Regions from separate parts of the Mus musculus genome. Here regions 1 and 2 are each linked to region 3. The links are chromatin loops, found by intact Hi-C in ENCODE. Cell type or tissue: heart. All regions are shown on one strand.

What was found. Hi-C counts contacts between places; a loop is a spot of excess contacts. Peaks named below come from ENCODE experiments on the same cell type or tissue, not always from the same donor. Only the 100,000 strongest peaks of a DNase experiment are listed, where the experiment ranks them.
Region 1: a loop joins it to region 3, with 8 times the contacts of the local background. A loop is called at or near these places in 16 of 42 quality-filtered maps.
Region 2: it touches region 3 in a loop (5-fold over the local background); 21 of 42 quality-filtered maps call a loop at or near these places.

What each region holds. Positions count from the first base shown.
Region 1 is chr5:76,653,501-76,656,000 of GRCm38, reverse strand. No RefSeq gene overlaps it. Among named protein-coding and RNA genes, the nearest start is that of Cep135, 66 kb to the right of the region's middle. In heart, no CTCF peak of the experiment used is centred here; no DNase peak of the experiment used is centred here.
Region 2 is chr5:76,767,840-76,770,339 of GRCm38, reverse strand. It overlaps a transcript of Cracd not described here. Among named protein-coding and RNA genes, the nearest start is that of Gm34369, 8.3 kb to the left of the region's middle. In heart, a CTCF peak has its summit at 1,167 (motif pointing left); no DNase peak of the experiment used is centred here.
Region 3 is chr5:76,842,414-76,844,913 of GRCm38, reverse strand. All of the region lies in intron 2 of Cracd (capping protein inhibiting regulator of actin), which reads right to left. Among named protein-coding and RNA genes, the nearest start is that of Cracd, 3.1 kb to the right of the region's middle. In heart, a CTCF peak has its summit at 1,294 (motif pointing right); no DNase peak of the experiment used is centred here; H3K27ac peaks cover 461 bases.

The DNA of each region.
Region 1 (2,500 bases), 190 kb after region 3:
TGCTGGAAAGGTGACAGGTGACAGAATATCTTTCTTCCGACTTCTCAAGCGTACTGGTCCATAGTTCATACCAACAAAATATAGAAGGGCAACGGGATATATACAAAAGAATTATATAAGAATAAACTCAAAATACATGTTAAGCATAAAGGTAAGACCTAAATCGATCAGAGTCTTAGGGAAAAAAAAAACTTCACAGTGAAGGTATGGAAGGGAAAAGCTATATTCAAGCTAGCTATATAGGGATATAATGACATTTTTTTTTTTGCAATAGAAGGAATGAAGTGCTAATTAACACATACATGAGCCTTGTATGTATTAGGGCTGAACCTTGAGAACATTACAGTAAGAGAAAGAAACCAGACATAAAAGACCACATAAGGCAAGATCTCCTTATACCGAGTATGCAGATAGGCGAGTCTCCTGAAACAGCCACAGGTCACGTGAGGAAGGTGAGCTGAGAGAAAACAGGGCATGGATATTTGGAATGATGAGGACGTTTATGTAATTGTGGAATTTGTTCCACAACTATGGGTCTACTGAGATACCGTTGAATCACACACTATAATGGTGAATTATATGGTTTGTCAGTCACTGATCAATAAAGTTCTTAAAGATATTTTAAAATCTTTTTGTGTGTATTTGTATGTGTTCATGTGTGCACATATAAGTGCGGGTTCACATGCATGTATGCACCTGTGTATGTGGAGGTACCAAGGGTAGACATTGGGTATCTTCCTCAATCTTTCTCCACGTTATATTTTGAGACAGTCTCTCACTGAACCTGGGGTTGATCAGCTCAACTAGACTGTGTGGCTGCAAGCTCCAGGGGTCAAGCTCCTTCTCTGTCCACCCAGAGCTGGAGTTACAGGCATGGGCCATCATCGGCACTGTTGTGAGATTCCACGGATCCCAACCTAGGTCCCCATGCTTGCATGATAAGTGGTTTCCTAACCGAGCCATCGCTGTAGATCTCCAGATAAAGCTGTTTTCGAAGAAGACAGCGTTAAGATGTATCATTGATATCTGATTATAGGGATTTCAGGGTAAAATATACCACGTGATAAAAATTGCAAACAGAAGCACATAGCAGGGCTGGGGAGATGGCTCAACGGTTAAGGCACTGGCTGCCCTTCCAGAGTCCTTCCAGAGGTCCTGAGTTCAATTCCCAGCAATCACATGGTGGCTCACAGCCCTCTGTAATAGGATCCAATTTCCTCTCCTGGCATGCAGGTGTACATGCAGATAGAGCACTCATATACGTAAAATAAATAAATAAGTCTGAAAAAGGTACATAGCAATATTGAAAGTCTATGTACCTGACAACAGAACATTTGGTTTAAGGCAAAGCCCAAAATAAAAAGAAAAGTTATGTAAATCTACTTTATAGTGAGACATGTTTTACTTTGTCTTTGAAACTGCTCTGTTAAGTAGAGAAGGGACTACACAGAAATGAACAAGCTTGATAGAAAAGCTGCCAAATGTGTGCCCAACACACAGAAAAGTTACACTCTGCGCTAAAAACAATTGCAATATTCACAAAAAAGTTTTAGATAAAAATACAACAAAACTCAATGAGTTTCAGAGGTCAAAATTCATACGTGTTATATTCTTTGGCCAAAAGTCAATGAATTAGAAATTTATATCAAAATCTTACCTACATGGTCTTTGTTTTGTTTGTTTGTTTTTGTTTTTTGCTTTTAGTGCTGAGAATTGAAGTCAGGGCCTTGCACATGTTAGGCAATGGCCAACAACTAAACTCCATCCCCAGCCTCTCAAACTTCCGGTTTTTACTTTGCTTTCTCTCATACACCCTGATCACCGTCCTCCCTCCCTCCACTCCTCCAAGTTCCCCCCCTCCCCAGTGTCCCCTCTCCCCCAGATCCCCTCCCTCCTAGTGACTTCAACTGAATTTGGCATTACAAGATGCAATGAGACCAGGAGTGTAACCTCATATCAAGGCTAACTAAGGCAAACCAGTAAGAGGGAACGGGTCCCAGGAGCAGGCAGGAGAAGAGTCAGAGACACCTCACTCCCATTGTTAGGAGTCCAACAAAAACCCCAAGCTAAAGAACCACGGCCGGCGAGTGTGGCCTGCTGCAGACTCATGCGGGCTCTGTGGTTGCTGCTTCAGTCTCTGTGAGCCCCTATGAGCCTTGCTTAGTTGAAACTTTATTTTAAGCAACTTTTGTATTAAAGATGGACAAAGGATTCTTTCCAGTAAATTCACCCACATCAATCTTGATTTGTATCTGGTGTGTGTGTGTGTGTGTGCTGTATACATGTGTGTTGTGTGAATGTGAGGTGTGTGTGTGTATGTTGTATATGTGTATATTGTGTGTATGTGATGAATGTGTGTATTGTACGTGTTGTGTGTGTTGTATATGTGTGTATGTGTGTTGTGTGTGTATGTGTGTGTGTGTGTGTAGCAGAAACTGGTGAGATAGAAAAGAAACAGTAAACTTAACAAAATAACAGGTGATTCTTAGGAAACATACAT
Region 2 (2,500 bases), 75 kb after region 3:
ACAGCAGCCCCTTTGTACCATACCTGCAACCTGGGCGCTCAGAGCCTCGCTGTGGACAGTCTTTGTTAGTTTAATTTCCTCCGAGGCCATGGCTTTTAAACGGTACTGAAATAAAAAGAGTACAGTATGCGAACGTGTGAATGCGATGCTTGCAGAAACGAGGGCTGGGCGGTTTGCCCCACTCACAGCATCAACCCCCCCACCCCCCCATAGCATTGGTTCTGCTGGTCAGGGATGCCAGATTGCACCTGTTGGCGAGCTGAGGCATATAAACGTTATCGAATGGGAGCAGAGAAAACCAAGAGTCACCCATGCTCAAACACTGGCGTTCTTATCGCTTGCCGCCGTCCACACAAACAGCACACAGCCAGTGAATTACAGCCTCTGTCACGTTGCTGACCCTCGTCTGGAAGAAGACATTTGCTGTGTTCCTCAGACCAGAAAAGGACAGGTAGGATTTACACAGGGCCACGTTCCTTTTGATTAGTAGCTGAATCAATGTTTACGCTGAGTCACACCACTTAACCCCTAAACCGGGCATGAGGAAGCCGTAGCCCATCAAATGTCCAAACACTTAGCGTTTCGATGGCTCTGTTTCAAAATGATCTCTACGTTAGCAGGAAGAACGATGTCAACAGGCGTCATTGCGTTAATCAGAATAAGCCAAACTGGGACAAATACTGTGCAGTTTCTCTTACATGCAGAAACTAGATCTGAAATTATATATGTATACGTTCGCATACCTACATGTGTACGTGTGTATTTATATGTCAAGACTCAAAGGGGACCATGATCGGAGAGAAAGATATTAAAGAAATGGGGGGACAGGTGGTAGTGGAATACACGTAACAGGAAAGCAGAGGCAGGCCTTGTGGGGACAGAAAGGGAGGCAGCTGGGAGGAGGCAGGATTATGGGGGGGGTGGGACCACATAAGATGAAAGTCAAATAATACATATTCACAAAGATGCCACCAGGAAACTCAGCAGTTTGTAGGATAACTCAAAATTTTAATTTAAAATAAAATGGGAAAGATCTCCAGGGCTGTAGAGATGGCTCAGCGGTTAAGAGACTGTCTGCTCTTCTAGAGGTCCTGAGTTCAATTCCCAGCAACCACATGATGGGTCAATCTATAATGGGATCTGATGCCCTCTTCTGGCACGAAGTTGTAATGAAGATAGAGTAATGAAGAAGAGGCACTCATATACATAAAATACATAAATCTTAAAAGAATATCTCTAATACCCAAACGTGCACCTCCTTGTCTTAGCATTTCTTGAGGGGGGGGTAGATGAACAGGTTTATGAAATGCTGTTATATGTAATGAAATTTTCAATTGTTCCTACATTATCTTTCCCAGCAACTCAAAATTATTTGCAGGTATTTATTTTTACAGATATTGTTTATTAAGAAAAAAATTCCCTGACAGAAAAAAAAATGATTTTTGAAACATTTAAATCTCTGTAAGGTCAAAAGTTATGGGTTGAATGTACATTAGTTACTCTCCTTTTTGCTATGACAAATCCTGACTGGAGCAACTTAAAGGTAAAAGATTTATTTTGGTCCGTATTCTAAAGGAACCCACTCCATCATGTCACAGAAAGCGTGGCAACCTGGAGTGGCTTGGCCTGCGGTTGCTGGAGCTAGCCACTAGGCTTCCCCACCTCTCTGTGGAAGGGCAGCAGAGAACAGGAGTGCTGGCGTTTAGCTCCTTTCCCCTCTTCCCCGTTTTATCTGTCTGGCTCCCCAGCTCATAGAATGGCATCACCCACGTTCAGGGTGGGTTTCCCTCCTCAGCTAATTCTCTCTAGAAATGGCCTTACACACATGTACCAGTCACTGGGACCATGACTCGGGAAAGAATTATATATGGTAGGTCTAATGAAGTCCCTCCTTGTTCTCCAGAGAGTGAACAAACGGTCAAGCCTGGCCCTTCTGTGCACTCTGGGTTGTCTCCCCACCACCGTCCCTCTCATGTTACCAGTTACAATTTGTTTCCATTTTAAGTTCTATTTCTCCGAAAGGTAAGTTGCATTGTTTTTCTGTTGGAGTACCAGGTTCCTTGGTCCCTACCTTCTTAGCTAGTGCTAGTAAATTGTCTCAGCACCATAATCCCATATTTTGAAGAGCTTCTCTTATACCTTACCATTTTTTGTTACTGGCGCCATTTTTGAAGTATGCTTTCATTCTGTTACCAGGGCATCCATCACCCTCTTCTGTCCTTCTCTGGTACTGCACTCATGTGGTACACACACACACACACACACATATAGGCAAACACATTCATACACAAAATAAAATTAAAAGGGAAATTTTATTATTAAAAAAGGAAGCCTCTCCCCTTAAAGCTTATGTATTACTTCTGGCTTCTCTTAATTCTACTGGATTTATTGCTATGGTAGTGAACACAGTCTTAGCATAAATGTCACCTCTCCATTTGAAATGGTCCAGATCAACCCAAGGAATTAACTACCATACAGGGTCGGCTCACTGTCAGAGCAC
Region 3 (2,500 bases):
CAGCTGGAATGTGAGCAGAAATGAACTATATTTTGTCCATTTCATTTGGACCATTTTGTAGTATGGAATGCTCGAGAGTGACGCGGCAGGAACGCACATCCATATTTATGAGGCTGGATGCTGTGGTGTGGAAGTGCCAAGCACATTGTATCCTGCAGCTCTCTGCACTGCCAGTGTTTAGAATTGATCAGATTCTTTTCTTCTGCAGCCATTTCCCCACCTCCCAAACCATGCCTGTAAGCGCGAACCACAGAGGGGAAAAAAAGTGCTGTCCTTTTGAGCAAACTGCAGACCCTTCCATCTCAGAAGTGAATCCTTTTCTCAAAGAAAATAAAAAGAGCATACGGATTTAGATACTTGTTCTAGGAAGACTTGGCCAAGAATGGGTGTTTATTCTTTCTGCCCTTGACAGCTGTATTAGATGAAAAAAAAAAAAAAAGATCCTCAAATGTATGATTTTGGAATTCTCAAGTGAAATCAGTTCAGTGGGAGATATGAGGCTACTAAGAATGGGGGACCCCACCCCAGCCCCCACCTATGCCAAATAACCTGTGGTACAAATGACATAGCCATTTCCCGACTAAAGTGCAATACAATTGTATAAATCACCTGCAGGCTCAGAATGGGCTACCCCTAGTCTCATCAGCAGTGGGTACACACCTCTCAGCTGGGCCTGACCTTATCTGTGTTTCCAGGGTAACTATATAGGTAATGCCAAGGTCACTGCAGCACAAGTGCAAAGCTTGTACAGTCGCCCTGGGCAGCAGCGAGCAGTTGATTACATACAGACTTGAGACTTGAAGACCTGGAGGAGCCTTCAGGTTTGCCCATCACACGCACCCCTGTATTGCTCAAGTGGGGAAGGCGAGAGTCACCCAGATTAAAAAGTACTTGGCCCAAGGTCATATGACCACGCGGAGGCAGAGGCCTGACTCAGACTCTTCAGTTTTTCTGTGCTCTCTCATCCATTCAAATGGTATCCATCCTACCGGCTGAGGACCAAATGGCTCAGGTACCAGGTCCTCAAAAAGGACACTACTGTTTTAGTCCCTGTAACTACGTGCTCTCTAAAATTTGCTCTCATGGCACATTTTCCTACCCAGAAAAACATGAGCTTGTTCTTTTAAGGAGGATCAGTGGTTCTCCACAGGAATGTTGCCCAGGATATAGTGATATTACTCAAGACAGGGCAGGTTCACTGTGCTGTATGCCATTTTTCCATCAGTGAAGCCAGGCTGCCTCCTGTCTGGGCTCCGGGACAGCCCCAGATGCTATGACACAAGCGGGCACTAGGGGGTGATCTCTCCAAGAGCAAATACCTTTCCACTCATGAGTTCTAAATGAACGTTGGTCAGATAGTTTCTTAAATAATATTTGTTGTTGCTGTTGTTGTTAAATGATATTCTAGAGAATTTCATTATAAGAGACTATTTAGATAACTGTGGCTAATCACCTAGCTAGGACGTTCACTGTCAAAGAGACATTATCCATCCCTTTCTTTTAAAACAAACAAACAAACAAAAAAACCATCAAAGACATACACAATGACAATTCCAGACATAAAACACACATGCCTCTGACACAGCTAAACTCTCATTCCATGCTGGAGTCTACGAGTATGCTTATCGCAGAGCATCACCATCCGCACACCGCTGTCATGGGAAATGCGAAGCACTCATGCAAGTGTATGAGGGCACTACGTTTGGGGGACTTACCAGGAACATACTGCTTAGTCGACTGAAAAAGAAAGCATAGTCTTTGGGGAGTGATTCAGTTAAGGCTTTAGGTCACTTAAAAAAAAAATCCCATTTGCTCTGACCATGGTCCCCACTCCCCCACCTTGAAGAGCAATGCCCTTAATATTTCCAAAGTCACCACCACAGAGATCAAAGGAGGCTCCTGAGTCCTGGGACAAAAGAAAAATTAGGCAGACCTCATGTGACTGGGGCTGCACACTAGTCATTTTGATCTGTTCACCCACCCCTCCTTCTTGTGTTAATCAAATTGTCACTTCAGGAAAGTTGATGGCTTTACATTTTATCAATTAATGAGGTCAGATTACTTAAAACCATAGGGTCGCCCAGGTAGGGGTGGCGCATGCCTTTAATCCAGGCACTTGGAAGGCAGAGGCAGGGGATTTCTGAGTTCAAGACCAGCCTGGTCTACAGAGTGAGTTCCAGGACAGCCAGGGCTACACAGAAAAACCCTGTATCAAAAAACCAAACTAAACCAAACCAAACCAAAACCAAAAAAAAAAAAAAAAAAAAAAAAAAAAAAAAACCAACCAAAAAAACCCCCAAAACCAAAAAACCATAGGTCATGTTAAAAGAAGTCAGTCACTCATATATTTTATTGGGTTTCTATTTTTTTCAATACTGCGCCATTACATGCACTGTACAACACTTAAAACCCACTTTTTAAAGTGGCAGTGGTATGTGGTAAATGTTACAGAGCAGGTATCACTGAAGGCAACAGGCCAGTATCCACCCTTCAAAGAATT